Linked DNA regions of Homo sapiens: all the other regions are linked to region 1. The links are chromatin loops, found by intact Hi-C in ENCODE. Cell type or tissue: K562. All regions are shown on one strand. Region 1 holds the start of LOC105371703 (a long non-coding RNA gene). Region 2 has its middle 260 kb from the start of MIR4522. Region 3 has its middle 120 kb from the start of MIR4522. Region 4 has its middle 160 kb from the start of MIR4522.

Region 1 (8,000 bases):
AACACTCCACTATAATCAACACCCCACTATTGTCAATGGACAGATCATCCAGACAGACATCATTAGTTCAGTAGCACATGAATTATTCTCCAACACAGACTATGTGTTAGGCCAAAAAACAAGTCTCAGCACAATTTCAAAAACTGAATTCATATCAAGTATCTTTTCTAACCACAGTAGAATAGTGTTAGAAATCAGTAACAGGAGAAACTTTAAAACCTGTACAAATATATGGAAATTAAAATACAGGGTCATGAACAACCAATGGAAAAAAAGGAAATTAAATGTTTATTGAAACAAGAATAGAAACACAACATAACAAATCCTGTGGGATGCAGCAAAGGCAGTTCTAAGAGGAAAAGGGCATAGCTATAAATGCCTTCATCAGAAAAGTAGAAACATCTCAAATAGCCAACCTGACAGTACACCTCCAGTAATGAGAAAAACAAAAAAAATTCAAATGCTAGAATCAGTAGAAAAAATATCATAAAGATTAGGGCGGAAATTTTAAAAACAGAAACAAAACATACAAAAAGTCAATGGAACAAAGAGCTGGGGTGATTTAGAAAAAAAAAATCAAAATTGACAAGCTTTAGCTAGACTAAGGATAAGAAAAAGAAACAAAACCATAGATGAAAAAGCAAACATTACAATTAAACACAAAAATACAAAGGATTGTAAATGATTACTAAAGACGTTTATATACAAACTGAAAAATCTAGAAGTGCTTCAATTTCTAGACACATAATGAATTCCCAAGATAGAATGATAAACAAAAAACCTGAACAGACCAATAATGAGTAATGCAATTAAAGCAGTAATAAAAAGTCTCCCAGCAAAGAAAAACACAAGAATCATGGTTTTACTGCTGAGTTACCAAGCATTTTTTAAAGAGCTAATACCAATTCTACTCAAAATGTTCCCCATAAAATGAACAGGAGAGAAGGCTTCGAAACTTGTTCTATGAGGACAGCATGACCCTGGTACAAAAACCAGAGCAGGACACAACACACAAAGACAACCACAGGCATTTTAAATAACCCTGATGAACACAGATGCAAAAAGTCCTCAACAAAATACTTGAAAATTGCATTTGACAACACAATAAAATGATCATGTGCCATGATCAAGTGAGATTCATCCCGGGAATATGAGGATGATTCAATAAACACAAATAAATGTGTAACATCACATTCAGTGAATCAAGAAAACACATAAATCATTTAAGTAGATGCTGAAAAAAAAATCATTTCTTCATAGAAACTCAACATGAGTACAGAAGGAACATGTCTCAGTGCAATAAAGGCCATATATGACAAACCCACAGCTAACATCATAATCAATGGAGAAAAGTTAAAAGCTCTTCCTCCAAGATCTGGAACAAGTATGGCTACTTTTACACCACTTTCATTCATCATAGTACTGCAAGTCCTAGCTACAGCAATTAGACAAGAGAGTGCAATAAAAAGCATCCAAATTGGAAAAAAAGGAAGTCAAATTTCGTGTTTGCAGGTGACATAAACTTATACATATCTAGAGAGAGAGAGAACCCTAAAAATTCCACAAAAATCCTACTAGAAATAATAAATTTAGTCAAGTTGCAAGATACAGTATCAACATATAAAAATGAGTAGCATGCCCATGCACCAATAGCGAAATACCTAAGAAAGAAATCAAGAAAGCTATTTCATTTCAAAAAAATATATATCTAGGGATAAACTTAACCAAGAAGGCAAAAGATACCACAATGAAAACTATAAAACACAGATGAAAGATATTAAAGCAGACATAAGTAAATGGAAAGATATCCCATGTCCATGCACTAGAAGAATATTGTTAAAATATCTATATCAACCAATGGGATCTACAGAATCAATGCAATCCATCTTAAATTACAAAAGACATTCTTAATAGAAATAGAAAAAACCATCCTAAAATTCATACGGAAATGCAAAATAACTCAGACAGACAAAAGAAATAAAATGAAAAGTTGGAAGCATCACACTACCTGATTTCAAAATATACTACAAATCTATAGTACGCATGGTACTATCAAAACAGCATGGTACTATCAATAAAAAGGGCGGGGGAGAGACAGAGATGAACAAATGACAGACAAGTGAAGCACAATACACAAATCAGGAATAAATTCATGCATTTATTGTCAACCTATTTTTAACAAAGGCACCAAGAACACACATTTGGGAAGGACAATATCTTCAATAAACTGTGCTAGGAAAACCCAACACCCACATGTACAAGAATCTATCTAGGCCGTTATCTTACCATATACAAACATCTACTCAAAATAAAGATTTAAATGTAGGACCTGAAACTATGAAACTACTAGAGAAGAAAACATAGGATAAATGCTTCATGAAACTGGAGAAGACGAGGAATTTTCAAATAGACATCAAAAGCACAAACAACAGCAAACATGTAATTACATTAAACTTAAAAGCTTCTGCAGGCTGGGTGCAGTGGCTCATGCCTGTAATCCTAGCACTTTGGGAGGCCGAGATGGGCGGATCACGATGTCAGGAGATTGAGACCATCCTGGCTAACATGGTAAAACCCTGTATCTACTAAAAATACAACAAATTAGCTGGGCGTGGTAGTGTGCACCTGTAGTCCCAGCTATTCAGGAGGCTGAGGCAGGAGAATGGCATGAACCCAGGAGTCGGAGCTTGCAGTGAGCCAACACCACGCCACTGCATTCCAGCCTGGGCAACAGAGTGAGACTCCGTCTCAAAAAGAAAAAGGCTGCTGCAAAGCACAGGAAGCAATCAGTAGAATGAAGAAACAGGCTGGGTGCAGTGGCTTACGCCTGTACACTCAGCACTTTGGGAGGCTGAGGCACGCCGATCACAAGGCCAGGAGATCAAGACCATCTTGGCTAACACAGTGAAACCCCGTCTCTACTAAAAATACAAAAAAATTGTCCGGGCGTGGTGGCAGGCACCTGCAGTCCCAGCTATTCAGGAGACCAAGGCAGGAAAATGGTGTGAACCCAGGAGGCAGAGCTTGCAGTGAGCTGAGATTGTGCCACTGCACTCCAACCTGAGCGACAGAATGAGACTCCATCTAAAAAAAATTAAATTAAATTAAAAATTTTTAAAAATGAAGAAACAACCCAGAGAATGGAAGCAAGTATTTGCAAACTATGCATCAGGCAAGGGATTCATGCACAAAATATATGAAGATCTCAGACTATTCAAAAACAAAAATACAAATGATCTTATTTAAAAAATCTACTCAAAACCATTGTCCCCCACCATTATTTCCCTACCTTCTTTTCCCGAGCACCTTTGGCCCCCTTCCCCTCGCCACCCTTTTTCTTCCATCTGCCCCCAAACTTCTTCACCATTTTTTTCCCCACCATCATTTCACAAAGCCTTCTCTACTCTCCTGCTCAACACCTTTTCCCCATCCATTTACCCAAACCCCTTCCCCACTGTTTCTTCCCACCATCTTTTCCCCTTATCCCTGGCCACCCTTTTTCCCCCTCCTGCTCTCATCACCCTCTTTTGCTCCTTCATCTAAGCAAAAACATTTTCCCCCATCTTTTCCCAAAACCTTCTCCCCACTCCTACTGCTCGCCACCCTCTTTTCCCCCTTCATCTACCCAAAAACTCTTTTCTTCATCGTCTTTCCCCCCGTTCCTCCTTGCTATTCTCTTTCCCTTTTCCATCAACCCAAAAACATTTCCCCCCATCTTTTCACACAGCCTTCTCCCTACTCCTGCCTACCTCCCTCTCTTCCTTCTCCATCTACCCCCCAAAACTTTTCCCACCATCTTTTCAAAGTCTCCCCCCTTTACCACTCATGCTCTTCTTTTCCCTATCCTGCTTGCCACCCTCTTTTTTGCCCTCCATCTACACCAAACTATGTTTCCGTCGTTTTCCCAATCCTCTGTGCCTGCTCCCTCTGGCCACCCTCTTTCCTCCTCCTCATCACCCTCTTTCCCCCACCATCTATCAAAACACTTTTTACCCACTGTCTTTCCTTTCTCCACCATCTTTCTTTTCTGCCACTGTCTTTTCACAAAACCTTGTCTTCCTCCTGCTGGCTACCCTCTTTTTCTTTCTCCCACTTGCTACCCTCTTTTGCTCCTCTACCCAAAAACTTTCCCCCACACTGTATTTTCTCCCCACTGTCTTTTCACAAAGCCTTCTCTCCCTACTGCTCGCCCCCCTTTTCCCCCATCACCTTCCTCTCTTTCCTCCTCCCACTTGCCACCCTCTTTTCCCCCTCCATCTACCCTGAAACTTTTTACCCACCGTCTTTCTGCAAAACCTTCCTTCCCTCCCGCTCCCCACCCTGTATTTCCGCCTCCATTTACCCAAAAACTTTTTTCCCCACCATCTTTTCGCCGCCATCTTTTTGCAACGCCCCTTCTCCGGCTAAGCTATCCTTTTCTGCCTTTGGCACTAACTACCCTCTTTACTCCCCTCCATCTATCCCAAAACTGTTTTCCTTCTCCTACCGCTCCAGCCGCACTCCTATCTCCGTCGCTGCCAACAACCGCAGCGAGGCGAGCCGCGCTCCCGCGGCTCCAGCCTCCAGCATACGGCCACTGACTCCTGATTCCTAGTCCTCCATGCCGTGGAGCGAGCAACTCAACGGGAAGACACAGGAACCTGAAAACACCTGACTGCTCTTCAGCATCATTTATATACTGCGGCTATGCCCACGGAGGTTCCTGGACTGCATGTTTTGATTGGATGAGAAAAAACCTCCAGGCTTACTCTGATTGGACTTTATGATCATGTTCTGATTGGATGAGAGCAAGTCTTAACACAACCAATCACAGCATGAAAATAAAGTCCAATCAGAGTAGGCCTAGAGGTTTTTCTCTCATCCAATCAGAATATGTAGTCCAGGAACGGCATTTGCATAACCTCGGTATATAAAGCATGGTGAGGTCGCATCAGGTCATTTCAGGCTCTGCTGTGTCAAGTCGGGGAGCGGCTCTTTGCTCAGCTTAGAGAACTGGAAGAGGCCGCAACCTTCTGCCTGCTGGAGGCTGGAGGATGGATGGAGCCTGGAGCCTGGGACACTACCTTGCTGTGGTTGGTGGTGGCGACAGAGCAGTAAGAGGGTGGCCGGCAGCAGGAGCTTGTCCTGCTGGGCTGGAGGACTAGGAGAAGGAAGAGGCACCACCACATGCTGGAGGCTGAAGCCTGGAGTCTGTGCCACCATGGCTCGCCTCGCTGTGGTTGGTGGTGACGCTGGAGACTGCAGCTGGGCCACAGTGGTAGAAATGTGATGGGGTAGGTGAGTTTTCTGGGCTGCCCTGTACGCTTCTGGGGGCAAGGGTTGGGTGTCCTTTTGGTGATCACTGCTAGAGGCCACCCTGCCTGTGTCAGTGGTCTGGTTGGGGGCACTCTCCAGGGTTGCATTGCTGGTAGTGGGGCAGGTTGGCTGGCTATCTGGGGCTATACTGCCTGCGGTGGCAGGGGTGGTGGGGGGAGGCAGATTGTGTACAGTAATGTGTGCTGCTGGTGGCTGGTGAAGGATTAGGGGCACTATCTTCTGCTGCACTGCCCACAGCAGGGGGTGGGTTGGGTGGAGTTATCTGGGTCTACAATGCTGGCAGTGGGGGGTGGTTTAGGGGCATTGTTGGGTGCTGCACTGCCTGTGACTGGGGGGTGCACCATCAGGAGCTGAACTGCCCGTGATGGGGTGGGGGGAGGCGGGTTTGGGATGCTATCTAATGCAGCAACACCCGTGGCTGGGTCAGATTGTGGGCACTATTGGGTGGTACACTCCCTGAGGTGTGGGGGGAGTGCTTTGGGGGGGGGGCATTGGGGTTACATTGCCTGAAACTGTAGGGTGTGTTGGATGTGCTATCCGGGGGCTACACTGCTAGTGGCAGGGGGCAGATTAGGGGTGCTATGGGGGCTACACTGCCAGCAGCATTGGTGAGCTGAGGAGGTGGCAGCAGCAGCGACAGCAGTGGTCTCCTTCTTCTGGTGGCCTCCAAGTAAGAGATCGTTCTCCTCTTCCCGGACTCCAGACTCTAGAAGGCAATTTTCTCCCGCTCGAGCTAGATTGCACGGCAGGGCCCCCACACCCACTGTGGTTTCCCAGCCTGCCGTCATGCTCTGTGTTGCAAAGACCACCTAGGACTACTGGGCAGGGACTAGTAGGCACCATGGGGGAAGTTGGGGACAGGGCACTGTGGGTGGAGGTGTCAGGAATGGGAACCAGCCCTTGGGTGGGGAGGGCTGGCTGGGTCTGAGTTTCTCCTACTTGGGTTCCCCGAGAAGGGCAGGCTTGGTGGACCCAGCAATTCCTGGCCAGCTGGACTTGGCCAGGGGCCAGTTTCAGTGAAGGCATTCACTCTCTCCCCAGGCCCCAGTTCCTGGCCAGCTTTTGCCAGAAGGAGAGGCTGGACTTTGGAAGGTGGGTGTGAGTGCCTTCAATGAAACGGATCCCTGCCACCTAGTCACCAGCGTGACAAGATGAGGCTCTAACGGTTCCACTCCCTGAGTCCTGTCTTGGGCTTTTCTGGCTTTGCCTGCCCAACTGCTCCAAGCCAGGCTGAAGGAGGAGAAGGAGGAGTCACCTGTGGTACGGTCGAGCAGATGATGTGGCTCTGCAGCTTGCCTCATGTGTTTGGTGGTGGTGATGGAGACCGCAGCTCAACTGGAGCAGTAGGAGGGCACCCACGGGGACCAGGCGGTAGGATCCTGGTAGGGTGGGCTGATACATTGAGGGTGACAGTGGTTGTATTGGCATTGGTGCTAGTGGTGGTAGCAGTAGGAAGTCTGGGGAACGGGAAGCGGGAGTAGGAGCACTGCAGGGCCTATCCCATTCTGGGGCGGGGAGGAAACTTTAGGTGCTGTAACGAAGGCCTTGGTGGCAGTGGTGGTGGTACATCTAGGGCAAAGAGGAGTCCTCCCCCTTTTCCTGCAGTCTCTGGAGGGTGCCCTCCTCCTGCTGGTGCCTGAGCTAGGCATGAGTAGCAGCATTATCTCATTCTTAACAAAATTTAGGGGGTGACTATTTGTGTATCCTTTTGCTTGTTTTTTGTTGTGATACTCTGGGAGTTACTCAAATTTTATGAATGGAGGAGGGGATAAAAGGTATCATAATAGGCCTTCTAATTCCCACACCTGTTCTTTTTCCTTTCTTCCATTGTGTATTTTCTTCTCATTTTCTTGTTCCTCTTCATTTTCTTTTGCTACTGCTTCTGTCTCATGTTTGTATTCTTGTTTCTCCTCCTGTTTTTGTTTTTGTTTTATACCAAGCAACGGCCTTAACACACCAAAACTGAGTTGAAAATAAAATACTTGTCACTGTTGTATTTTTTAAATAACTGATCCCTTACTATGTTTTAGAAATGAGGAAAAAAGTCAGTTGTATAATTAGTTACTTGAATAGCTATGCTTTCATAATCGTGTTAATGCACTTATGCCTAGTGTTCCATTATTGGGACATTACTTATATCCTACTGCTAAATGTCATCAACAAGGTCTGATTTTTCACTTATGCAAAAATTCAAAAAATGGCAACCTCTGGCATAAATGGGCTAATGCATTGTAAGTGTTATTCAAGGAATCAAAAAATGAAGCATCACATAAAATATTAGTAGCAAACAGCCATTTCATCTCTCTCACATATTTTTTCTGGAGCTATGGAGGAGTCACAGGGGTAATAAGTTCTAATTTATGAGATGATTAAGTGAACCATATTCCCTTCATTTTTTTTCTCTGCCACCATTTTCAAGAGTATTGTCATCTGCATGAGCAAACCTGGTTTATCACCACATCTTTGCAAGAGGAAAAAGAAAGGGGGAGAATCATGTATAACGTTGTAAGGCAAAGATTCACAACCAAAAACAAGGTTTTATTAACTTTCGCCTTTAAGAACCTTCAGTGTTTAGCCCTCTTTGATTCCTAGTATTACTACCTTTGGTATGAACTCTTTTTTTAAACTGATCCACTCTAGAAGTTTATGCATTTTGTATCATTTTTCAAGCCAACAGAAATGTG
Region 2 (8,000 bases), 50 kb before region 1:
CACAAACACTGCGGAAGGCCGCAGGGTCCTCTGCCTAGGAAAACCAGAGACCTTTGTTCACTTGTTTATCTGCTGACCTTCCCTCCACTATTGTCCCATGACCCTGCCAAATCCCCCTCTGTGAGAAACACCCAAGAATTATCAATAAAAAAAAATTAAAAAAAAAAAAAAAGAAATGGAAGAACGTTCCATGCTCATGGGTAGGAAGAATCAATATCGTGGAAATGGCCATACTGCCCAAGGTAATTTATAGATTCAATGCCATCCCCATCAAGGTACCAATGACTTTCTTCACAGAATTGGAAAAAACTACTTTAAAGTTCATATGGAACCAAAAAAGAGCCTGCATCACCAAGTCAATCCTAAGCCAAAAGAACAAAGCTGGAGGCATCAAACTACCTGACTTCAAACTATACTACAAGGCTACAGTAACCAAAACTGGTACCAAAACAGAGATATAGACCAATGGAACAGGTAGAGCCCTCAGAAATAATGCCACATATCTACAACTATCTGATCTTTGACAAACCTGACAAAAACAAGAAATAGGGAAAGGATTCCATATTTAATAAATGGTGCTGGGAAAACTGACTAGCCATATGTAGAAAGCTGAAACTGGATCCCTTCCTTACATCTTATACAAAAATTAATTCAAGATTGATTAAAGACTTAAACGTTAGACCTAAAACCATAAAAACCCTAGAAGAAAACCTAGGCAATACCATTCAGGACATAGGCACGGGCAAGGACTTCATGTCTAAAACACCAAAAGCAATGGCAACAAAAGCCAAAATTGACAAATGGGATCTAATTAAACTAAAGAGCTTCTGCACAGCAAAAGAAACTACCATCAGAGTGAACAGGCAACCTACAGAATGGAAGGAAGTTTTTGCAATCTACTCATTTGACAAAGAGCTAATATCCAGAATCTACAATGAACTCAAACAAATTTACAAGAAAAAAACAAACAGGATAGCATTAACAAAACAAACAGGGAGGGATAGCATTAGAAGATAGATACCTAATGTTAAATGATGAGTTAATGGGTGCAGCACACCAACATGGCACATGTATACGTATGTAACAGACCTACACGTTGTGCACATGTACCCTAAAACTTAAAGTGTAATAATAATAAAAAAATTCAGTGAACAATGCTATAAAGAGATGTGCTGTCATCCAGGCTTTATTCTTCTGTTGATAGAACACATGCAGAGCAGATTTAGCGTAGCTCTTAAGGGCCCTAGAATTTTTGGAATGGTAAATGAGCATTGGCTTCTATTAAAGTCACCAGCTGCATTAGCCTCTAACAAGAGTCTCAGCCTGTCCTTTGAAGCTTTGAAGCCAGTAATGGAATTCTCTCTAGCTAGCAAAGTCCTAGATGGCATCTTCCAATATAAGGCTGTTTTGTCTACATTAATAATCTGTTTTTTGAGTGTAGCCATCTTCATGAATTATCTCAGCGAGATCTTCTGAAGAACTCACAGTTCTTACATCAAGCACTTGCTGCTTCACCTTGCACTTTTATATTATAGAGACTGTGTCTTTCTTTAAACCTCATGAGCCAACCTCAGCTAGCTTTCAGCTTTTCTTTTGTAGCTTACTCACCTCCTCTCAGCCATCACAGAACTGAAGAGAGTTAGGGCCTTGTTCTGGATTAAGCTTTGACTTACAGGAATGTTATGGCCCATTTGATCTTCTATTCAGACCAAAGTTTCTCGGTATCAGCAACAAGGCTGTTTTGCTTTTTTATCATTTGTGGGTTCACTGGAGCAGCACTTCTCATTTCCTTCGATAACTTTTCCTGTGCATTCACCACCTGGCCAACTGTTTGGCCTAGCTTTCAACTGCCAACATGTCTTCCTCACTAAGCTTCTTCATTTTTAACTTGATTTAAAGTGAACTGACTGCAACTCCTTCTTTTACATGAACAATTAGAGGCCACTGGAGGGCTATTAACTGGTCTCACTTCAATATTGTGTCTCAGGGACTAGGGAGGCCTTAGGAGAGGAAGCAATGGGAAACCTCCTCATTGGTGGAGCAGTCAGAGCAGACAACATTTACCAATGAGGTTTGCCATCTTACACAGGTGTGTTCATGGAGTCCAAAACAATTACAACAGTAACATCAAAGCTCACTGATCTCAGGTCACCACAGCACATATAATAATCATGAAAAAGTTTGAAATATTCTAAGAGTAACCAAATGTGACACAGACAACCAAAGAGAGCACATGCTGTTGGAAAAATGGCACAACGGACTTGCTTGACACAAGATTGCCACGAATCTTCAATTTGTAAAAACTGCAGTATCTGCAGGGCTCAAAAAAGTTGAGTTATGCCTGGATGTATTCTGTGCCTATAGACGCCCTGCCTTTTTTGTTCCCTTTCAGTGTTTCCCTCAGTTAACATGAAACCTATCGATAGTGTTAGGTTACACACAGATATGAAAGTTGTCATACTGTGAAAAGGCCATAAGTATTAACACCCTATAGTAAATTTTAATACTCTGTTCCAATGTCAGATAAGCTCACTGCTCTAAACAAGGATTGCAAAACCCACTGAAGATTCAGATAAGGTGATTCCACTGAGCGAGTTGAGGAGAACTGTTTAATTCTGCATCATGCTTAAACAAACTTCTCTGCACAGTGAATTTCTTGTTTGCAGTTCACCAACTTTATCTAGAATTCCTTATCTGACTAAGAACTATTCAAAAATTCTCTCCCTTCATTACCTTCTCTCTAATGCATCTCATTAATCCAGAGTGAAGCCAAGCAAGGAGCCCCATACAATCAACACTTGCCATTGTTCTTAACTCTTCAGTATCCACCGTGACATATTACGACTTCGGTGATTCCTTTTGAGCATTTTGAAATGTCTGCATAAACATTTCAGAAAATCATTCATAGTTTAGGCCGTGCACAGTGGCTCACACCTGTAATCCCAGCACTTTGGGAGGCCGAGTGGATCATTTGAAGTCAGGAGTTCAATACCAGCTTGACCAACATGGTGAAACCCCATCTCTACTAAAAATACAAACCAAAAAAAAATTAGCTGGGCGTGGTGCCACGTGCCTGTAACCCCAGCTACTCAGGAGGCTGAGACAGGGGATTTGCTTGAACTCAGGAAGCAGAGGTTGTGTGAGCCGAGACCTTGCCACTGCACTCCAGCCTAGACAACAGAATGAGATTCCATCTCAAAAAAAAAAATTTTTTTTTATAGTTTAAACCTCATTCTGCTTTAGAAGAAAATATGACTAGTCTTATCTATAAATATTTAGGTTGAAAATCAATGAAATAAAAATGATAAAAACACAATGCTTGCAATATTTTACAAAATCTGTTTGAAAATCCTTTCTGGTATTGAAAAAATTGTGTCCTCTGTCCTTCAGTTCCGAAGGCAAAGACATCTGCTTTATACTCAGTGATGCAGGCCCCTTTGGCCTTAAACTTGGCCAGTTCTTTCAACTACAATAAGCACAGCAAATATTATGTTAAAGGCAGATATTTAAAATCACCATTTCTGCTAGGTGAATGAAAAAAAATCTAGCACAAGGCTGAGCACAGCGCCTCACGCCTGTAGTCCCAGCACTTTCGGAGGCCAAGGTGGGAAGATCATGAGGTCAGCAGTTTGAGACCAGGCTGGCCAACATAGTGAAACCCTGTCTCTACTAAAAATGCAAAAATAATAATAATACTAATAATAAATAAATAAATAAAAGGCTGGGTGTGGTAGCTCACGCCTGTAATCCCAGCTACTTGGGAGGCTGAGGCAGGAGAATCACTTGAACCTGGGAGGCAGAGGTTGCAATGAGTAGAAATTGTGCCAATGCACTCCAGCCTGGGTGACAGTGCAGGACTCTGTCTCAAAAAAAAAAAAAAAAAAAAAAAAAAACCTAACACCATTTTTTAAAGTTACTACTCTTTCTAAATAGATTTTTGCCTGATTTTAAAAAAAAGACAGCACAAAATTTATAAGAAAAAAAATGCAGAAATCCCTTATAATCTATTATTGGTCAGATTCTCCAAGAAAGAGACTGAGATTTCACACAGGCTTGCTGGGGAGCACTGTCAATAACAGCACCCAGGAGGTGGGAGGCAGGCATGGATGAACAGGCAAAGTGCTGAACAGGGATGCAGCTGCACCAACAGCTCAGAAGCCAGTGTGGTCCTCCCCAGGGAAAAGGTGGACAAGGTGACTCGAACACTCACAGCAGCTGGGGAACTTAGCGCCATCTGCTGAAACCCAGATGAAACCCACACTATAGCATTCAGTACATAATCCCCTCCTCCAGAAATCCTCCTCCCCATCTACACATAGCCAGAATCACATTTAGATGATTATTTACTGAATTTCACTAAGTATATTTCTCTGAGAGTCAATATTCTTTAAAAACATTATAGAGTACGTAGTACTCCATTTCATGGATACACCATAATTCCTTTAGTGCTTACATTATTTCAAAGGTCAGTGATTCCAATTTTCCCTCTTAAAAATAACACTACCGTAATAACCTGGGAAGAAAATATTTATGTACATATTCAATGATTTTCTCAAAAAAGACATGAAAGTCAAGAAAAACCACCATTGAGAGTCAATACTCCAAATACTCAAAATCTACTGAAATTTGCTTTCTAATAAGGTTCATAATATCCTAGCAAATGTTACCATGTGACTTTTCCAGAAACCTTGAAAAAGGGTATCTTAGACTCATTAAAATACTCCACTGATTGGTGTTAAAATTAAAGAGTATCGTAGCATAATTTTCTGCCAATTACCATATCCTTTGCCTATTTTTCAAATGTGTTAGTGTATATCTGACTAACCCATAAAATTACATCACTTATTTTAGGCATAGAAAAGCCATTTACGGAATTAAATAATTATATAATAATTACATATATTTTGTTTTGGTTTTAAAATTTGTCTTAGTATAACTATTTTTGCTTATCTATAATTTAACTCATCACATGACGAAGACTATACGTTGAAGCTTTTTTTTTTTATACTTTAAGTTTTAGGGTACATGTGCACATTGTGCAGGTTAGTTACATATGTATACATGTGCCATGCTGGTGCGCTGCACCCACTAACTCGTCATCTAGAATTAGGTGTATCTCCCAATGCTATCCCTCCCCACTCCCCCCACCCCACCACAGTCCCCAGAGTGAGATATTCCCCTTCCTGTGTCCATGTGATCTCATTGTTCAATTCCCACCTATGAGTGAGAATATGCGGTGTTTGGTTTTTTGTTCTTGCGATAGTTTACTGAGAATGATGATTTCCAATTTCATCCACGTCCCTACAAAGACATGAACTCATCATTTTTTATGGCTGCATAGTATTCCATGGTGTATATGTGCCACACTTTCTTAATCCAGTCTATCATTGTTGGACATTTGGGTTGGTTCCAAGTCTTTGCTATTGTGAATAATGCCGCAATAAACATATGTGTGCATGTGTCTTTATAGCAGCCTGATTTATAGTCCATTGGGTATATACCCAGTAATGGGATGGCTAGGTCAAATGGTATTTCTAGTTCTAGATCCCTGAGGAATCACCACACTGACTTCCACAATGGTTGAACTAGTTTACAGTCCCACCAACAGTGTAAAAGTGTTCCTATTTCTCCACATCCTCTCCAGCACCTGTTGTTTCCTGACTTTTTAATGATGGCCATTCTAACTGGTGTAAGATGGTATCTCATTGTGGTTTTGATTTGCATTTCTCTGATGGCCAGTGATGATGAGCATTTTTTCATGTGTTTTTTGGCTGCATAAATGTCTTCTTTTGAGAAGTGCCTGTTCATGTCCTTTGCCCACTTTTTGATGGGGTTGTTTGTTTTTTTCTTGTAAATTTGTTTGAGTTCATTGTAGATTCTGGATATTAGCCCTGTGTCAGATGAGTAGGTTGTGAAAATATTCTCCCATTTTGTAGGTTGCCTGTTCACTCTGATGGTAGTTTCTTTTGCTGTGCAGAAGCTCTTTAGTTTAATGAGATCCCATTTGTCAATTTTGGCTTTTGTTACCATTGCTTTTGGTGTTTTAGACATGAAGTCCTTGCCCATGCCTATGTCCTGAATGGTAATGTCTAGGTTTTCTTCTAGGGTTTTTATGGTTTTAGGTCTAATGTTTAAGTCTTTAATCAATCTTGAATTGATTTTTGTATAAGGTGTAAGGAAGGGATCCAGTTTCAGCTTTCTACATATGGCTAGCCAGTTTTCACAGCACCATTTATTAAATAGAGAATCCTTTCCCCATTGCTTGTTTTTGTCAGGTTTGTCAAAGATCAGATGGTTGTAGATATGCGGCACTATTTCTGAGGGCTCTGTTCTGTTCCATTGATCTATATCTCTGTTTTGGTACCAGTACCAGGCAGTTTTGGTTACTGTAGCCTTGTAGTATAGTTTGAAGTCAGGTAGTGTGATGCCTCCAGCTTTGTTCCTTTGGCTTAGGATTGACTTGGCGATGCGGGATCTTTTTTGGTTCCATATGAACTTTAAAGTAGTTTTTTCCAACTCTGTGAAAAAAGGCATTGGTAGCTTGATGGGGATGGCATTGAATCTGTAAATTACCTTGGGCAGTATGGCCATTTTCACGATATTGATTCTTCCTACCCATGAGCATGGAATGTTCTTCCATTTGTTTGTATCCTCTTTTATTTCCTTGAGCAGTGGTTTGTAGTTCTCCTTGAAGAGGTCCTTCACATCCCTTGTAAGTTGGATTCCTAAGTATTTTATTCTCTATGAAGCAATTGTGCATGGGAGTTCACTCATGATTTGGCTCTCTGTTTGTCTGTTGTTGGTGTTTAAGAATGCTTGTGATTTTTGTACATTGATTTTGTATCCTGAGACTTTGCTGAAGTTGCTTATCAGCTTAAGGAGATTTTGGGCTGAGACAATGGGGTTTTCTAGATATACAATCATGTCATCTGCAAACAGGGACAATTTGACTTCCTCTTTTCCTAATTGAATACCCTTTATTTCCTTCTCTTGCCTGATTGCCCTGGCCAGAACTTCCAACACTGTGTTGAATAGGAGTGGTGAGAGAGGGCATCCCTGTCTTGTGCCAGTTTTAAAAGGGAATGCTTCCAGTTTTTGCCCATTCAGTATGATATTGGCTGTGGGTTTGTCATAGATAGCTCTTATGATTTTGAGATATGTCCCATCAACACCAAATTTATTGAGAGTTTTTAGCATGAAGGTTGTTGAATTTTGTCAAAGGCTTTTTCTGCATCTATTGAGATAATCGTGGTTTTTGTCTTTGGCTCTGTTTATATGCTGGATTACATTTATTGATTTGCATATATTGAACCAGCCTTGCAACCCAGGGATGAAGCCCACTTGATCATGGTGGATAAGCTTTTTGATGTGCTGCTGGATTCGTTTTGCCAGTATTTTATTGAAGATTTTTGCATCAATGTTCATCAAGGATATTGGTCTAAAATTCTCTTTTTTGGTTGTGTCTCTGCCCGGCTTTGGTATCAGGATGATGCTGGCCTCATAAAATTAGTTAGGGAGGATTCCCTTTTTTTCTATTGATTGGAATAGTTTCAGAAGGAATGGTACCAGTTCCTCCTTGTACCTCTGATAGAATTCGGCTGTGAATCCATCTGGTCCTGGACTCTTTTTGGTTGGTAAGCTATTGATTATTGCCACAATTTCAGATCCTGTTATTGGTCTATTCAGAGATTCAACTTCTCCCTGGTTTAGTCTTGGGAGAGTGTATGTGTCGAGGAATTTATCCATTTCTTCTAGATTTTCTAGTTTATTTGCATAGAGGTGTTTGTAGTATTCTCTGATGGTAGTTTGTATTTCTGTGGGATCGGTGGTGATATCCCCATTATCATTTTTTATTGCATCTATTTGATTCTTCTCTTTTTCTTTATTAGTCTTTCTAGCGGTCTATCAATCTTGTTGATCCTTTCAAAAAACCAGCTCCTGGATTCATTAATTTTTTGAAGGGTTTTTTTGTGTCTCTATTTCCTTCAGTTCTGCTCTGA
Region 3 (8,000 bases), 87 kb after region 1:
AAGCCTATAGTAAAAAAGCAATTATTTCTCAATAAAAAATTTGTCTCTGAAAATGCTTTGTGATATGTGGATTCTTTTCACAGAGTAAAACGTATGTTTTTATCCCACAGGTTGGAAACACTGTTGTTGTTGAATATGCGAAGGGACATTTCAGAGCTAATTGAGGCCTATAGTGAAAAACCGAATATCCCATGATAAAAACTATAAAGAAGCTATCTCTGAAAATATTTTGTGATGTGTGATTTTCATCTCACAAGTTGAACTTTTGTTTTTATTCAGCAGGTTAGAAACTCCTTTTGTAGAATCTACGACGGGACATTTCATAGCCCATTGAGGCCTACAGTGAACAAACAAATATGCCTTGATAAAAACTAGAAACAACTTATCTGTGAAAATGCTTTGCAATGTGTATATTCATCTTACAAATTTAAACCTTTGTTTTGCTTAGCCGGTTGGAACCTCTTTGTTTGTAGAATCTACAAGGGAATATTTTGGGACTCATTGAGGCCTATAGTGAAAATAACATATCTCACGGTAAAAACTAGAAAAAAGCTATGAGTGAAAATGCTTTGCGATGTATGGGTTTATCTCACAATATTAAACCTTTGTTTTGATTCAGCAGGTTGAAAACACTGTTTTCGTAGAATCTATGAAGGGACATTTTGGAGCCTATTGATGCCTATGGTGAAAAACTGAATACCCCACAATAAAAACTATAAACAACCTATCTGTGAAAATGCTTTGCAATATGTGGATTCATCTCACAGAGTTGAACCTTTGTCTTGATTCAGCATGTTTGAAATACTGTTTTTGTAGAATCTACAAGGGATAATTTCAGAGCAAATTGAGGCCTATAGTATAAAATCTAATATCCTGCAATAAAAACTAGAAAAAATCTATCTGTAAAAATGCTTTGTGATATGTGGGTTCATCTCACAAAGGTAAATCTTTATTTTGATTCAGCAAGTTGGAAACACTTTTCTTTGTAGAATCTACAAGGGGACATTTCATAGCCCATGGAGGCCTATAGTGAAAAACTGAATATTCCATGATAGAAACTAAAGAAGCTATATGTGAAAATACTTTGCAATGTGTGGTTTCATCTCACATAGTTTAAACTTTATTTTGATTCAGCTAGGTTGGAAGCATTCTTTTTGTAGAATATATGAAGGGACATTTTGGAGTCCATGGAGGCCTATAGTGAAAAACTGAATATTCCATGATAGAAACTAAAGAAGCTATATGTGAAAATACTTTGCAATGTGTGGTTTCATCTCACATAGTTTAAACTTTATTTTGATTCAGCTAGGTTGGAAGCATTCTTTTTGTAGAATATATGAAGGGACATTTTGGAGTCCATTGAGGCCTATAGTGAAAAACCAAATATCCCATCATTAAAAACTAGAACTAAGCTATCTGTGAAATAGCTTTGCAATGTGTGGATTCATGTCACAGAGCTAAACTTTTGTTTCTATACAGCATATTGGAAACACACTATTAGTAGAATCTAAGATGGGACAATTCAGAGCCTTTTGAAGCTTATAGTAAAAAATTCAAAATGTGGCAAAATTTACATACAAACTATCTGTAAAAATGCTTTGTGATGCGAAGATTCATCTCACAGTGTTAAACATTTGTTTTGATTCAGCATGTTGGAAAAAATTTTTTGTAGAATCTACAAAGGGACTTTTCGGAGCCCATTGAGACCAATATTGAAAAAATGAATATCCAGCTATAAAAACTAGAAACAAGCTCTCGGTGAAAATGCTTTGCAATGTGTGGATTCATCTCTCAGAGTTAAACTTTTATTTTGATTCACCCAGTTGGAGACACTTAATTGGTAGAATCTATTAGGGGACATTTCATAGCCCATTGAGGCATGTGGTGAAAAACTGAATATCCCGCAATAAAAACCTGAAACAAGCGACCTGTGAAAATGCTTTGTGATGTGTGGATTCATCTCACAGAGTTAAACCTTTGTGTTGATTCAGTAGGGTTGGAAAGACTTTTTTTAGAAACTACAAAGGAACATTTTGTAGCCCATTGAGGCCTATAGTGAAAAACCGAATATCCGGTGATAAAAACTAGAAACAAGCTATTTGTGAAAATGCTTTGCATTGTATAGATTTATCTCTAATAGTCAAACCTTTGTTTTTATACTGCAGTTTTGAAACGTTATTTTAGTAGAACGTAAAGGAAGACATTTCTGATCCCTTTGAGGCCTATAGTGAAAAACCGAATATCCCACAATAAAAACTAGAAACAAGCTGTGAAAACGCTTTGGGATGTGTAGATTCATCTGACACTGTGAAAATGCTTTGTGATGTGTAGATTCGTCTCACAGAGTTAAACTTTGATTATATACAGCAGGTTGGAAACATTTATTTTGTAGCATTTAAGAAGGTACAATTAAGAGTCCATTGAAGCCTACAGTGAAAAACCCAATATCCAGTGATAAAAACTAGAAACAAGCTGTGAAAATTCTTTGCAACATGTGGATTCATCTCACAGAGTTAAACCTTTGTTTTGATTCAGTAGGTTGGAAGCAACTCTTTTTTTGAATCTACAGATTGACATTAAAGAGCCCATTGAGGCCCATACTGAAAAACTGAATATCCTGTGATAAAAACTAGAAACAAGCTGTCTGTGAAAATGCTTTGCAAGGTTTAGATTCAACTCACAGAGTTAAACCTTTGTTTTGATTCAGCAGGAGGGAAACAATTTTGTAAAATCTACTATGAGACATTTCAGAGCAAATTGAGGCTGATAGTAAAAGTCCAAATATCCCTCGATATAAACCTGAAACAAGCAATCTGTGAAAATAATTTTTGATGTGTAGATTCCTCTCAAAAAGTTATACCTTTGTTTTGAATCAGCAGGTTGAAAACACTTTTTTTGTGTGTAATCTATGAAGGGACAAGCTATCTGACAAGGATTTCAGAGCCCATTGAGGCGTATAGTGAAAAACAAAAAATTCCAAACTATCTGTGAAAATGCTTTGCAATATGTGGATTCATCTCACAAAGATAAAAGTTTGTTTTGATTCAGCAGGTTGGCAACACTGTTTTTGTAGAATCTATAAGAGGACATATTTACAAGAGGTCCACTGATGCCTATGGTGAAAAACTGAATATCCCACTTTAAAAACTAGAAACAAGCTATCTGAAAATATGCTTTGTGATGTGTGCATTCCTTTCACATAGTTATACCTTTGTTTTGATTCAGAAGTTTGAAAACACTCTTGTTATAGAATTTTCGAAGGGACATTTCAGAGTGCAATGAGGCCTGTAGTGAAAAACCAAATATCTCACAATAAAAACTAGAAACAAGATATTTGTGAAAATGCTTTGCCATGTGTGAATTTATCTCTCATATTTAAACCTTTATTTTGATTCAGCCTGTTGGAAACACTCTTTTTATAGAATCTAAAAAAGAATATTTCAAAGCCGCTAGATGGCTATACTGAACAACCGAATACTCCACGATAAAAACTAGAAACAGGCTATCTTTGAAAATGCTTTGTGATGTGTGGATTCATCTCACAGAGTTAAAGCTTTCTTGTGATTCAGCAGGTTGGAAGTACTCTTTTTGTAGAATCTACAAGGGGAAGTTTTGGAGCAAATTGAGGCCTACATTATACAATCGAATATTCTGTGATAAAAACGAAAAAAAAAATCTAGCTGTAAAAATGCCTTGTGATGTGTGGTTTTACCTCACAAAGTTAAATATTTTTTTTTTTGATTCAACAAGTTGGAAACACCTTTTCTGTAGACCTACGAGGGGATATTTCATAGCTCATGGAAGCATATAGTGAAAAACTGAATATCCCGTGATGGAAACTAAGGAAGTTATATGTGAAAATGCTTTGCAATGTGTGGTTGTATCTCACAGAGTTTAACTTTCTTTTGATTCAGCTAGGTTAGAAACACTCTTTATGTAGAATGTACAAAGGGACATTTCAGAGCCGATTGAGGCCCATTTCAAAAAACCATATATCCTGTGACAAAAACAAGAAGCAAGCTATCTGTGAAATAGCTTTCCAATGTGGGGATATTTCAGAGACCTTTGAGACCAATATTGAAAAAATGAATATCCTGCAATGAAAACTAGAAACAACCTCTTGAAGCCCATTGAAGCCTATAGCAAAAAACTGAATATCCCATGATAAAAAATAGAAACAAGCTATTTGTGAAAATGCTTTGTGATGTGTGAGTTCATCTCACAGAGTTAAACCATTGTTTTGATTCAGCTGGTAGAAGACACTTAACTGGTACTACTAGAGGACATTTTGTAGCCCACTGAGGCCTGTGGTGAAAATCCAAATATCCCATGATAAAACTAGAAACAAGCTATCTGTGAAAATGCTTTGTGATATGTGGGTTCATCTCACAGAGTTAAACCTTGTTTTGATTCACCAGGTTGGAAAGACTCTTTTTGTAGAATATATGAAGAAACATTTCACAGCCCATTGAGGCCTATAATGAAAAACTGAATATCCGGTGATACAAACTAGAAACAAGCTATTTGTGAAAAAGCTTTGTGATGTGTGGATTTCTTTCACAGGGTTAAATATTTGTTATTATACATCAAGTTGGAAACACATATTTAATAGAATCTAAGAGGAGTCTTTTTGAGCCTATTAAAATCTGTAGTGAAAAACCAAATATCCCATGATTAAAACTAGAAACAGGCTCTCTGTAAATATGTTTGTGATATATGGATGCATCTCACATAGTTAAATTTTGGTTTTTATTCAGAAGGTTGGAGACACTTATTTTTTTCAATCTACTTGGTGACAATACAGTTCTCATTAATGCCAATAGTGAAAATTCAAATATCCTGTGATAAAATTACAAACAATCTGTGAAAATGTTTTGCAATGTGTGGATTTATCTCAATGAGTTAAATGTTTGTTTTGATTCAGCAGTTTGGAAACACTCTGTGCGATGTGTGGATTCATCTCACACAGTTAAACATTTGTTGCCATTCAGCAGGATGGAAACAATCTTTTTGTAGAATCTACAAGGGTCATTTTGACACCCGTTAAGGCTTATAGTGAAAACCTGGATATCCTGAGATAAAAACTAGAAAGAAGCTATGTGTGAAAATGCTTTGCAATGTGTAAATTCACCTCATAGAGTTAAACCTTCATTTTAATTCAGAAGGTTGGAAACACTTTTTTTGTAGAAAGGACATTTTGGAGCCTTTTGAAGCCTATGGTGAAACCAGAATATCCCACAATAAATATTAGAAGCAAGGTATCTGTGAAAATGCTTTGTGACATGTGGATTCATCTTACAGAATTAAACCTTTCTCCTGATTCTGCAGGTTGGAAATTCTCCTTTTGTAGAATCTACAAAGAAATATTTTGGAGCCCATTGAGGCTCAAATATCCTGCAATAAACACTAGAAACTAGCTATCTGTGAAAATGATTGGCGATGTGTGGATTAATTTCACAAAATTAAAACTTTGTTTTGATTCAGCACTTTTGAACCACTTTTTTTGTAGCATCTACGAAGGAACACTTCAGAGTCCTTTGACAGAAAGGGTTATAGAGGGTTATAGAGAAAAACGGAATATTCCATGATAAAAACTAGAAGCAAGTTCTCTGTGAAAATTCTTTGCAATGTGTAAATTCATCTCACAGAGTTAAACCTTTGCATTGATTCAGCAAGTTGGAAACACTCTCTTGTACAATCTATGAGGGGATATTTGGGAGCCCGTTGAGGCCTATAGTAAAAATTTGAGTGTCCCATAAGAAAAACTAGGAAGAATTTATGTCTGAAGATGCTCTGTAATGTGTGATTTCATCTCACAGCTTTAAACCTTTCTTTTGATTCTGTAGGTTGGAATCACTATTTTTCTTAGAATCTATGAAAAGACATTTTGGAGCAAAATGAGGACTATAATGAAAAATTGAATATCCCACAATAAAAATTAGAAACAAGCTGTCTGTGAAAATGCTTGGCAATGTGTGGATTCATCTCACACATCTCACAGAGTTAAACCTTTGTTTTGATTCAGCAGGCCAAAATTACTCTTTTGGTAAAATCTACGAAGGAACATTTTGGAGCCCATTGATGCCTGAGGTAAAAAACTGAAAACTGAATATCTTGTGATAAAAACTAGAAACAAGCTTTCTGTGAAAATGCTTTACAATGCATCATTTTATGTCACAGAGTTAAATCTTTGTTTTGATTCAGCTGGTTAAAAACACTCTTGTAGAAACTATGAGAGGACATTTCAGAACATGTTGAAGTCTATAGTGAATAACAAAATATCCCGCAATAAAAACTAGAAGCAAGCTATCTATGAAAATGCTTTGTGATGTGTGCATTTATCTTGCAGATCTAAACATTGTTTTGATTCATCAGGTGAGAAACACCCTTTTGATGCAATGTACAAACGGACGTTTCAGAGCCCACTGAGCCCCATAGTCATAAAACCAAATATCCTGCTATAAAACTGGAAACGAGCTATCTGTGAAAATGTTTTGTGATGTGTGGATTCATCTCATATAGTTAACCCTTTATTTTGATTCAGCAGGATGAAAACACTCTTTGTGTAAAACCTACAAAAGGGAGGTTGGAAACACTCTTATTGTGAAATTTACGAAGGGACATTTTGGAGCCCACTGAAGCCTATGTGAAAAACCAAATATCTCACCATTAAAACTAGCTAAACAAACTACCCATGAAAATGCTTGGCCATATGTGGAATAATTTTACAGAGTTAAATCTTTGTTTTTATTCAGCAAGTTGGAAATGCTCTCTTGTACAATCTACGAGGGGACATTTTGGAGCCCATTGAGGCCTATAGTAAAAAATCAAGTGTCCCGTAATAAAAACTACAAAGAATCTATGTCTGAAAATGTTCTGTAATGTATGATTTTATCTCACAGAGTTAAACTGTTGTTTTGTTTCAGCAGGTTGGAAACTCTCTTTTGGTAGAATCTTCAAAGAGACATTTGAGAGCCCATTGAGGCTTGGAGTGAAAAACCAAATATCCAGCAATAAAAACTAGAAACAAGCAATCTGCAAAAATGCTTTGTGATGTGTTCATTTATTTTGCAGAGTTAAAACTTCATTTTGATTCAACAGGTTAAAAACACTCTTGTAGAATATAGGAAGTGACATTTCTAAGCCCATTGAGGCCTATACTGAAAAACTGAATATCTCACAACAAAAACTAGAAAAAAATCTATCTGTGAAAATACTTTGCAATGTGAGGATTTATCTCACAGAGGTAAGCCTTTGTATTAATACAGCAGGCTGGAAACACTCTTTTTGTAAAATCTACAAAGGGACATTTCATAGACCATTGAGGCCTACAGTGAAAGATCAAATATTTTGTGATTAAAACTAGAAAAAAGCTATCTGTTAAAATGCTTTGCAATGTTTGGATTCATTTTACAGAGTTAAGCCTTTGTTTGGATTCAGCAGGTTGAAAACACTCTTTTTGTAGAATCAACATAGGGACATTTCAGAGCACATTGAGGCCTACGGTGAAAAACCCAACATCCCATGATAAAAACTAGATTCAAGCTATCTGTAAACATGCTATGCAATGTCTGGATTAGCCCAAAAAAGTTAAACCTTTAATTTGATTCAGCAAGTAGGAAACACTGTTCTTGTAGAATCTAAGAAGGGACACTTCAGAGCCCATTTAGGCCTAGAGTGAAAACCCACTTATCCTGCGATAAAAACTAGAAACAAGCTATCTGTGAAAATCTTTTCTGATGTGGGCATTCATCTCAAAGAGTTAAACCTTTCTTTTGATTCAGCAGGTTGGAAACACTCTTTTAGTAGAATCTACAGAGGGACAGTTTGGAACCTATTTAGACCCATAGTCAAAAAAGCAAATATCCCACAATAAAAACTAGTAACAAGCTATCTGTGAAAATGCTTTGCAATGTGGGGATTCATCTCACAGAGTCAAACCTTTGTTTGGATTCAGCAGGATGAAAACACACTTTTTGTAAATCTACAAAGAGGACTTT
Region 4 (8,000 bases), 46 kb after region 1:
AATGCTTGTGATTTTTGTACATTGATTTTGTATCCTCAGACTTTGCTGAAGTTGCTTATCAGCTTGAGGAGATTTTGGGCTGAGACAACGGGGTTTTCTAGATATACAATCGTGTCATCTGCAAACAGGGACAATTTGACTTCCTCTTTTCCTAATTGAATACCCCTTATTTCCTTCTCCTGCCTGATTGCCCTGGCCAGAACTTCCAACACTGTGTTGAATAGGAGTGGTGAGAGAGGGCATCCCTGTTTTGTGCCCGTTTTCAAAGGGAATGCTTCCAGTTTTTGCCCATTCAGTATGATACTGGCTGTGGGGTTGTCATAGATAGCTCTTATGATTTTGAGATACGTCCCATCAATGCCTAATTCATTGAGAGTTTTTAGCATGAAGGGTTGTTGAATTTTGTCAAAGGCCTTTTCTGCATCTATTGAGATAATCATGTGGTTTTTGTCTTTGGTTCTGTTTTTATGCTGGATTACATTTATTGATTTGTGTATATTGAACCAGCCTTGCATGCCAGGGATGAAGCCCACTTAATCATGGTGGATAAGCTTTTTGATGTGCTGCTGGACTCGGTTTGCCCGTATTTTATTGGGGATTTTTGCACCGATGCTCATCAAGTATATTGGTCTAAAATTCTCTTTTTTGGTTGTGTCTCTGCCAGGCTTTGGTATCAGGATGATGCTGGCCTCACAAAATGAGTTAGGGAGGATTCCCTCTTTTTCTATTGATTGGAATCATTTCAGAAGCAATGGTACCAGTTCCTCCTTGTACCTCTGGTAGAATTTGGCTGTGAATCCATCTTGTCCTGGACTCTTTTTGGTTGGTAAGCTATTGATTATTGCCACAATTTCAGAGCCTGTTACTGGTCTATTCAGAGATTCAACTTGGAAATTTGTAGCACTAAATGCCCACAAGAGAAGCAGGAAAGATCTAAAATTAACAGCCTAACATCACAATTAAAAGAACTACAGAAGCAAGAGCAAACACATTCAAAAGCTAGCAGAAGGCAAGAAATAACTAAGATCAGAGCAGAACTGAAGGAGATAGAGACACAGAAACCCTTCAAAAAATCAATGAATCCAGGAGCTAGTTTTTTGAGAAGATCAACAAAATTGATAGACCACTAGCAAGACTAATAAAGAAGAAAAGAGAGAAGAATCAAATAGATGCAATAAAAAATGAAAAAGGGGATATCACCACCGATCCCACAGAAATACAAACTACCATCAGAGAATACTATAACCACCTCTATGCAAATAAACTAGAAAATCTAGAAGAAATGGATAAATTCCTCGACACATACACCCTCCCAAGACTAAACCAGGAAGAAGATGAATCTCTGACTTTTGTTTTCTTAGAGCATTTACTTTAGAAAATTTTCCATTGTAAATTCTTCCTATGACTCTTTGAGTTATAATTTTCTCCCAGCCACTCATTAGTTTTATAACCCAGGGATGTCTCAGAAACCTTGGAGACATCCCTTTGAAATATTGTTATCCAGAAAGATATTTTCCCAGTCTCCCAGTTTGTATAGATAATAGGAGCTGAAATTCCATAGGCAACAATTAAACACAGGTGGTCCAAACTCAGGGAAAAACCTCCCCTTCACTTCCTCCAGTGCTTTTCCACTAAAATTTTCTTGCATTTCATTTCAAAAGAACTGAGTTCAATTTCTATCCACTATTGCAATAGCCTTGAATAAAGTCTTGCCTGTTTAACTCTATCTGGTATAATTTTTCTTCAAAAGAACTTAGTCACGTTCTATTTTGGCAATGGGATTCATATTGGAACTTAATTTTATATTATAAAATAGATCATCACAAACATAAAATATGAGTATATGTTTCCAACAACATTGTGTGCATCAAACCAGGCACTAAATGGCAAAGGTATACATAATCATAATAACAACTTTTGTGGTGATAGAGTTTTTTCTAGATGCACTAGATATGCAGATATTCTTAAAATAAAGTTTCTTACAGATTAACCAAAAGATACTTCTGCCAGACAAAAGTTTTACTCATTATTACAAGGATTCTAGACCTTTTAAAATTCAGATATTCTGTTTGAAAGTCAATGTACAAATTCCCCTAAGTTCTTAAAAAATAGGGGCCAGTTTCATGGTGACCTGTTCAAAGATCTATTGCTGAGATAGATTTTAGTAAATCAATTTGGTTCACTATCCTAGTTGGTCACAAATAGGAGTTTTTGTTATTACTTCAATTATCTTATTCATTACTTACTCAAAATAATTTTTAAGTTTTATCCCATACAAAAAATAGATGGTAAGGTTTTTAAAGTAACTATATGACTATTAGACTTATTTCCAGGTAACTTGCTTTATTTTGGCATGTCTTTAAGAAGATTTATTACATAAAAAGTAAGAAAAATTAATTTTAATGCATTTCTAAAATTTCAAAATCTTGCTTTTTAAAAAAATTAGTCTTAATTTAAAAAGCACAATGAAAGAAAATAAGTCGTTAAGTGATCTATATTATCCTAATTATGTTATATAAATCAAAATTTGTGAAAAAAATAGGTTCACACTTCTGAATCTCAAATAAATTTTATAGATCAAAAATTACCACCAAAGGTGCTCAGAAACAATGACTAAAATTTCCATCTCTAGCAATTTTATATACAAAAAAATTGTCTCAACAATGCTAGCTAATAAATTAGAGTTTAGTTACAAAATGAACAGTGATAAAATCTATCACAGGCAGGAAAATTTTAGAAAAGGTCAAGACCTCTTAGATGATCTTACCTTCAATTTTAGACCAATGAAAGTTTATAAGTGAAATTTAACCCTTCAAAAATGCCCCCCAACATAGTATCTTATTCTTGTGTAACCTGAAAAAACAAAAAAAAACTGATATTAGAAAAAAAATCCAAATCTTCTGGTAGCCTAGAAATAATCAATAGCCTTGTAGACAACCATGTATCTGGGTTGCATTATGAACTAAGCATAGGATAGAATTAAACTAGATACTGCTAAAATGAATGGACAATTTTTAGTGGTGTGTATACAACGCTTAAAGTTCAAGTAACGTAAATGGCCTACTTCAAATATATTTTCTAAACTGTAGAATTTTACACCAAACAGTATATTCTGCCACAGTAAACTGTCTCTGGCTTTCTTAAAAGTGATTTATTTTATACTGCAAATTATTTTGTCATGTCTATTTTGCATATATGTGTGTTCCCTTCCGATTTTCTCAACAACTCTCTCTTAGACGGAAAGCATTTTCTTTTTAGAAACCATTTTGAATACATCATCACATATATGTAACAGAACATTTAAAAAGAAACTGTTTCATCCAAAACTATGCTACCTACTCTCAGTGAAGAGAGTTGCAGACAACTTTTGTAGAACATGGAAGAGAAGTGACTGAAGTTCAGTGTGTAACATTCACATGATTAAATATCATATAAATATAAATAATATAATGATTAAAGATGGGAGGCTCAGGTAGCTTGGAGACTGAGGATTTGGGAGGAAAGCAATATTACAGAGTGTTGATTGTAAGTTGTCAACAAAAAGTCATCGGACTTCTTGCATTTCTCCATAAGCTTCATGACAAGAACATCAGGAGGGTCTCTCTGAAAAGAACTAAATTTACAGAAGTTAGAGAATTTAGAGAAATTAGTTGATGAGTATCTGACTTTCACTTGACAACTTTAAAGGGTGAAAGTCTAAATGAAGAACTTTTGCAGGAGATTAAAGGCCTGCAGTTAGGAAGTAACTGTATTCCAACTAGAGATGAGTCTCAAGTGAGTGTTTCCCACCAGCAAATGTGGGCCATGCAAGAGAGTAGACAAGAAGGAGACGATCTCAAGCCCAGCCCAAGAGAATCACCATGAGGAATGAGGAGACCTCAGCAGTAAGATGCTGGGCTGTGCAGCCACATCCGCGGGAACAGCAAGAGTAAGTAACCACATGACAAATTCTCCAGCCATCCCAGGAATTGCCAGAAACAGCTATCCAAATTTGGAGGTCTCCAAAGTATCTGCCTACGTGGTTCAATCTCAGGAGTTGCCAAAATCAGACGTAGAGAGTACAGCAATGCACCCTTTCTTTTCTCTTTACCTCTAATGCTTTTTCCAGGGTCAAAACTGGAGGAGATGAAAATCAGCATTTAGTAAGTTGAAGAAAGAGAGATGAATAAGGCAGAGAGAGAACAAGGTTGTTGACACCCAGATTCTAAGGCAGCCAGGAAAAATGATGCCTACAAAAGGATATCTGTGCAGAAAAAAAATTGGAGTAGATTTCTAGCCAAACTTACAAGTCCTCTGTGTCTAATGTATTTCAGAGTAGGAGATAAAGTATTTGTTGGATTAGCGCATTAGCAAAATTATCTAGAGAAAGGAATACGTGTGTAATGTCCAATAAAGGCCAGTGATTCTCCAATTGAACATAAAATGGACTAAGTTGATAAGCAATGTGGGGCTTTTTCAACAAGTAGTTTAAAATAAAAATCATGAAGGTGGATGAAATATTTCTTTACCTCAAAAAAAATAAATGGATAAAGACACTTCTACTATCTTTGTTATTTTTCACTATACTAGCCCTAATTATTTCATTACTAACTTTACCATCAATTGAAAGTTATAAAATGCATGTTTCCATCATGATACTGTGTCATATATATTTTAAAAGATGGTTATAAAAGTCATCTATCATTATTAAATTAAATTTTGAGTCAATATATATTTGTATTGGGCCATGAATATGCATAAGAAATTAATACTCTGAATAATATGTACTCTTTCAGTGCCCTAGAAAAGACAATAGGAGCCTGCTACAATTTGTTATTATTGCACAGTGACAGTTAATCAAAAATTATTAATTCATTATCAAAGTATCGTTTCCATGACAAAGACTAGAGGAAAACAGGCAGACTGTGTCCAGATTTCTTCCAGATATCTACCAGCAAAATATCACCAAAATTAAACAATGAAAGATAGAGGAAAGGAGAAAAAGGTCAGAGGGAGAGGAGAGAGACAGAAAGAGAATGATTATGTTTTACTTAAAAAAACAGTAAATTGAATTCCTTACTTGATTTTTATAGGTATTGTTCATCCAGTTTGTAGTAAAGGGAACATGGCTGTAGACAGGAAACTGTCATTGTTGAAAATTTGGAGCTTAAAAGTATTTGGTAATTTTAAATGCAGGACATGTATTTTTGAAACCATTCATAATTAAGAAATTAAAAAGATTTTAGTAACATTTGTGAAAAACAGAAAGAAAATATTTAAAAGCCTTTGCCCTTTGGAGATAGTGCCTGGCTTTTGTAGATTCCTTTCACCTCTACACTATGCTAAAACCTGGCTTTGTCTAAAAAAACTTTAGCTATATAGATGGTCACTTCCTATAAAGGCTTTTCTTTGTTATTGTCATAGCATTATAGAATATTGATGACTTCCATATCACCTACACAGAAAAACTGTATATGACTTTTGGAAAAAAATGAGAGATTTAGGGCAAGCAAAGTTAGGGTGGTGTTGTAGATTCAAAAGAAAATGACATTTTAGGTTAAGTATGTTTTCAATGTTCCAATTATAATTGTAAAACTATAAATGCAGGTAGAGGTAACCTCATTAGAAATAACTCCTTATTCTAAGAGCAAAGAGAAAAACTGAAATGCTAAAATGGATACTCATTCTTAATAGCATCAAGAAACACCAAATACCCAGCAAATATCCAAAGATTATGTTCAATGACTCTGAACAAGGAAACAAGCAAAAAATTAAGTGAAACATGAATGAAAGAAATTACAGAAATCTAAACAAAGGTATAATACACAATATCAATGGATTGTAAAACTCAGTAGCTTAAGGATGCTAAAATCTCCTCATGTAATGTCAATAAAAATTTTAGCAATTTTGAAGAAATTGAAGAATTAATTCTAAAATATATACAATTCAAATTACAAAGTGTATGCAAGTAATTTATGACTTTACTGGTTAATTCTATCAGTATATAAAGAAGAAAACATCTTAAACAAGCTATTACAAAAAATAGTAGGAAACACATAGTATTTTGTTTTTTGATGCTAGCATAACCCTGATAACAAACCTGACAAAAATACATCAAAGAATAAAAAAGTACACATGAATATCCTCATTCACACAGATACAAAAATACTTAATGAATTTATTTAAAAAATAAATCCAGCAGTCTATAAAATGAATAATGCATTATGATCAAGTTGGTTTTACCAAGAACGCATGTTTGATTTAATGTATAAAATAAATAAAATCTTATTAACAGAATGAGGGAAAAAAACATAACTCAAACAACATAGAAAATTCATGTATCAAAAGTAAACATGTATTCAAGATAAAAAAAAGTTAAGCAATTAGGAATAGAAAGTAACTTCCTCAATCTGATAAGCAAAATTTTTATATCAAAGAAAACAGAACTAAACTAAACTAAAGCTGACAGAAAGAAGAAGGCAAGATCATACAATCTTTTAATTTCTATTCCTCATGGTAGTTGGAATTCCTAGCCACTGAAATAAAGCAAGGATGAAAGATATATGTTAACAACAAAGAAGAAATATGCTCCTATTTAGAAACAGCATGATCCTTTATGTATAAAATATTAAATACATATACTCCTTTTATTGCTTTCTTTATTACTTTATTGAACTCCACAGAGATGGCATTTTAAAAAAAATTGAAGGTTTGTGGCAACCCTGTGTTCAGCAAATTTATTAGCTGTTTTTTCCATGTGCTCACATAATGTCTGTGTGTCACAGTTTGGTAATTCATGCAATATTTCAAACTTTTTCATTATTATATCTTTTATGATTATCTGTAATCAGTGGTTTTTACTATTATTACTATTATAATTATTTTGGGGTGCCACAAACCATTCCCACATCACATTGAACTTAATTCATGAAATGTTTTGTGTGTTCTGATTGTTCCACCTACTGGCAAATATCCCATCTTTCTCCATCTCTTCAGACCTCTCTATTCCTTGAGACACAACAATATTAAAATTAGATCAATTAGTAACCCTACAATGACTTCTAAAGGTTCAAGTGAAAGAAAGAGTTGCACATCTCTGACCTTAAATCAAAAGCTAGAAATGATTGAGCTTAATGAGGAAGGTATGTTGTAACCAAGATAGGCTGAACGCTAGCCATCTTGCACCCAACAGTTAGCCAAGCTGTGAATTCAAAGAAAAACTTAAGGGAAACTAAAAGTGTTATTCTAGTGAATACACAAATGATAAGAAAGCCAAAAAACCTTATTGGTGATAAGTAGAAAGTTTGAGTGATCTGAATAGAAGATCAAACAAGACACAACATTTTCTTAAGCCAAAACAAAATCCAGAGCAAGGACCTAGCTCTCTTCAAAGCTATGAAGGCTGAGAGAGGTGAGGAAGCCACAGAAGAAAAATTGGAATCTAGCAGATGATGGTTCATAAGGCTTAAGGAAATAAGCCATCTCCATAACACAAAAGTACAAGGTGAAGCAGCAACCACATGATTATGTCAATAGATGCAGGAAAGGCTTTCAATAAAATTCAACACCCCTTCATGTCAAAAACTCTCAAAAAATTAGGTATTGAAGGAACAGACCTTGAACTAATAAGAGCCATATGTGAAAAACTCACAGCCAACATTATACTGAATTGGCAAAAGCTGGAGTATTTCCCTTGAAAACCGGCACAGGACAAAGATACCCTGTCACCACTCCTATTCAACATAGTATTGGAAGTTCTGGCCAGAGCACTCAGGCAAGAGAAAGAAAAAGGGGCATCCAAATAGGAAGAGAGGAAGTCAAACTATCCCTGCCAGCGCAAGACACGTACCTATATTCAGAAACCCTCAAAATCTAGGCCCAAAAGATCCTTAAATTGATAAACAACTTCAGCAAGTCTCAGGATACAAAATCAATGTACAAAAATAACTAGCACTCCTGGACACCAATAACAGTCAAGGATCCAAATCAGGAATGCAATCCCATTCATAATTGCCACATAC

Evidence for each region. Hi-C counts contacts between places; a loop is a spot of excess contacts. Peaks named below come from ENCODE experiments on the same cell type or tissue, not always from the same donor. Only the 100,000 strongest peaks of a DNase experiment are listed, where the experiment ranks them.
Region 2: a loop joins it to region 1, with 4 times the contacts of the local background. A loop is called at or near these places in 5 of 110 quality-filtered maps.
Region 3: it touches region 1 in a loop (3-fold over the local background); 2 of 110 quality-filtered maps call a loop at or near these places.
Region 4: it touches region 1 in a loop (7-fold over the local background); 6 of 110 quality-filtered maps call a loop at or near these places.

What each region holds. Positions count from the first base shown.
Region 1 is chr17:27,084,608-27,092,607 of GRCh38, forward strand. LOC105371703 (a long non-coding RNA gene) reads right to left here and starts at 4,634. Exons shown (of 4, transcript NR_135673.1): 1 at 4,487-4,634. In K562, no CTCF peak of the experiment used is centred here; DNase peaks (open chromatin) are centred at 4,650 and 4,921; H3K4me3 peaks cover 5,002 bases.
Region 2 is chr17:27,034,677-27,042,676 of GRCh38, forward strand. It overlaps the pseudogene GTF2IP6. Among named protein-coding and RNA genes, the nearest start is that of MIR4522, 260 kb to the right of the region's middle. In K562, a CTCF peak has its summit at 4,244 (motif pointing left); a DNase peak (open chromatin) is centred at 4,235.
Region 3 is chr17:27,171,716-27,179,715 of GRCh38, forward strand. No RefSeq gene overlaps it. Among named protein-coding and RNA genes, the nearest start is that of MIR4522, 120 kb to the right of the region's middle. In K562, no CTCF peak of the experiment used is centred here; no DNase peak of the experiment used is centred here.
Region 4 is chr17:27,130,299-27,138,298 of GRCh38, forward strand. No RefSeq gene overlaps it. Among named protein-coding and RNA genes, the nearest start is that of MIR4522, 160 kb to the right of the region's middle. In K562, no CTCF peak of the experiment used is centred here; no DNase peak of the experiment used is centred here.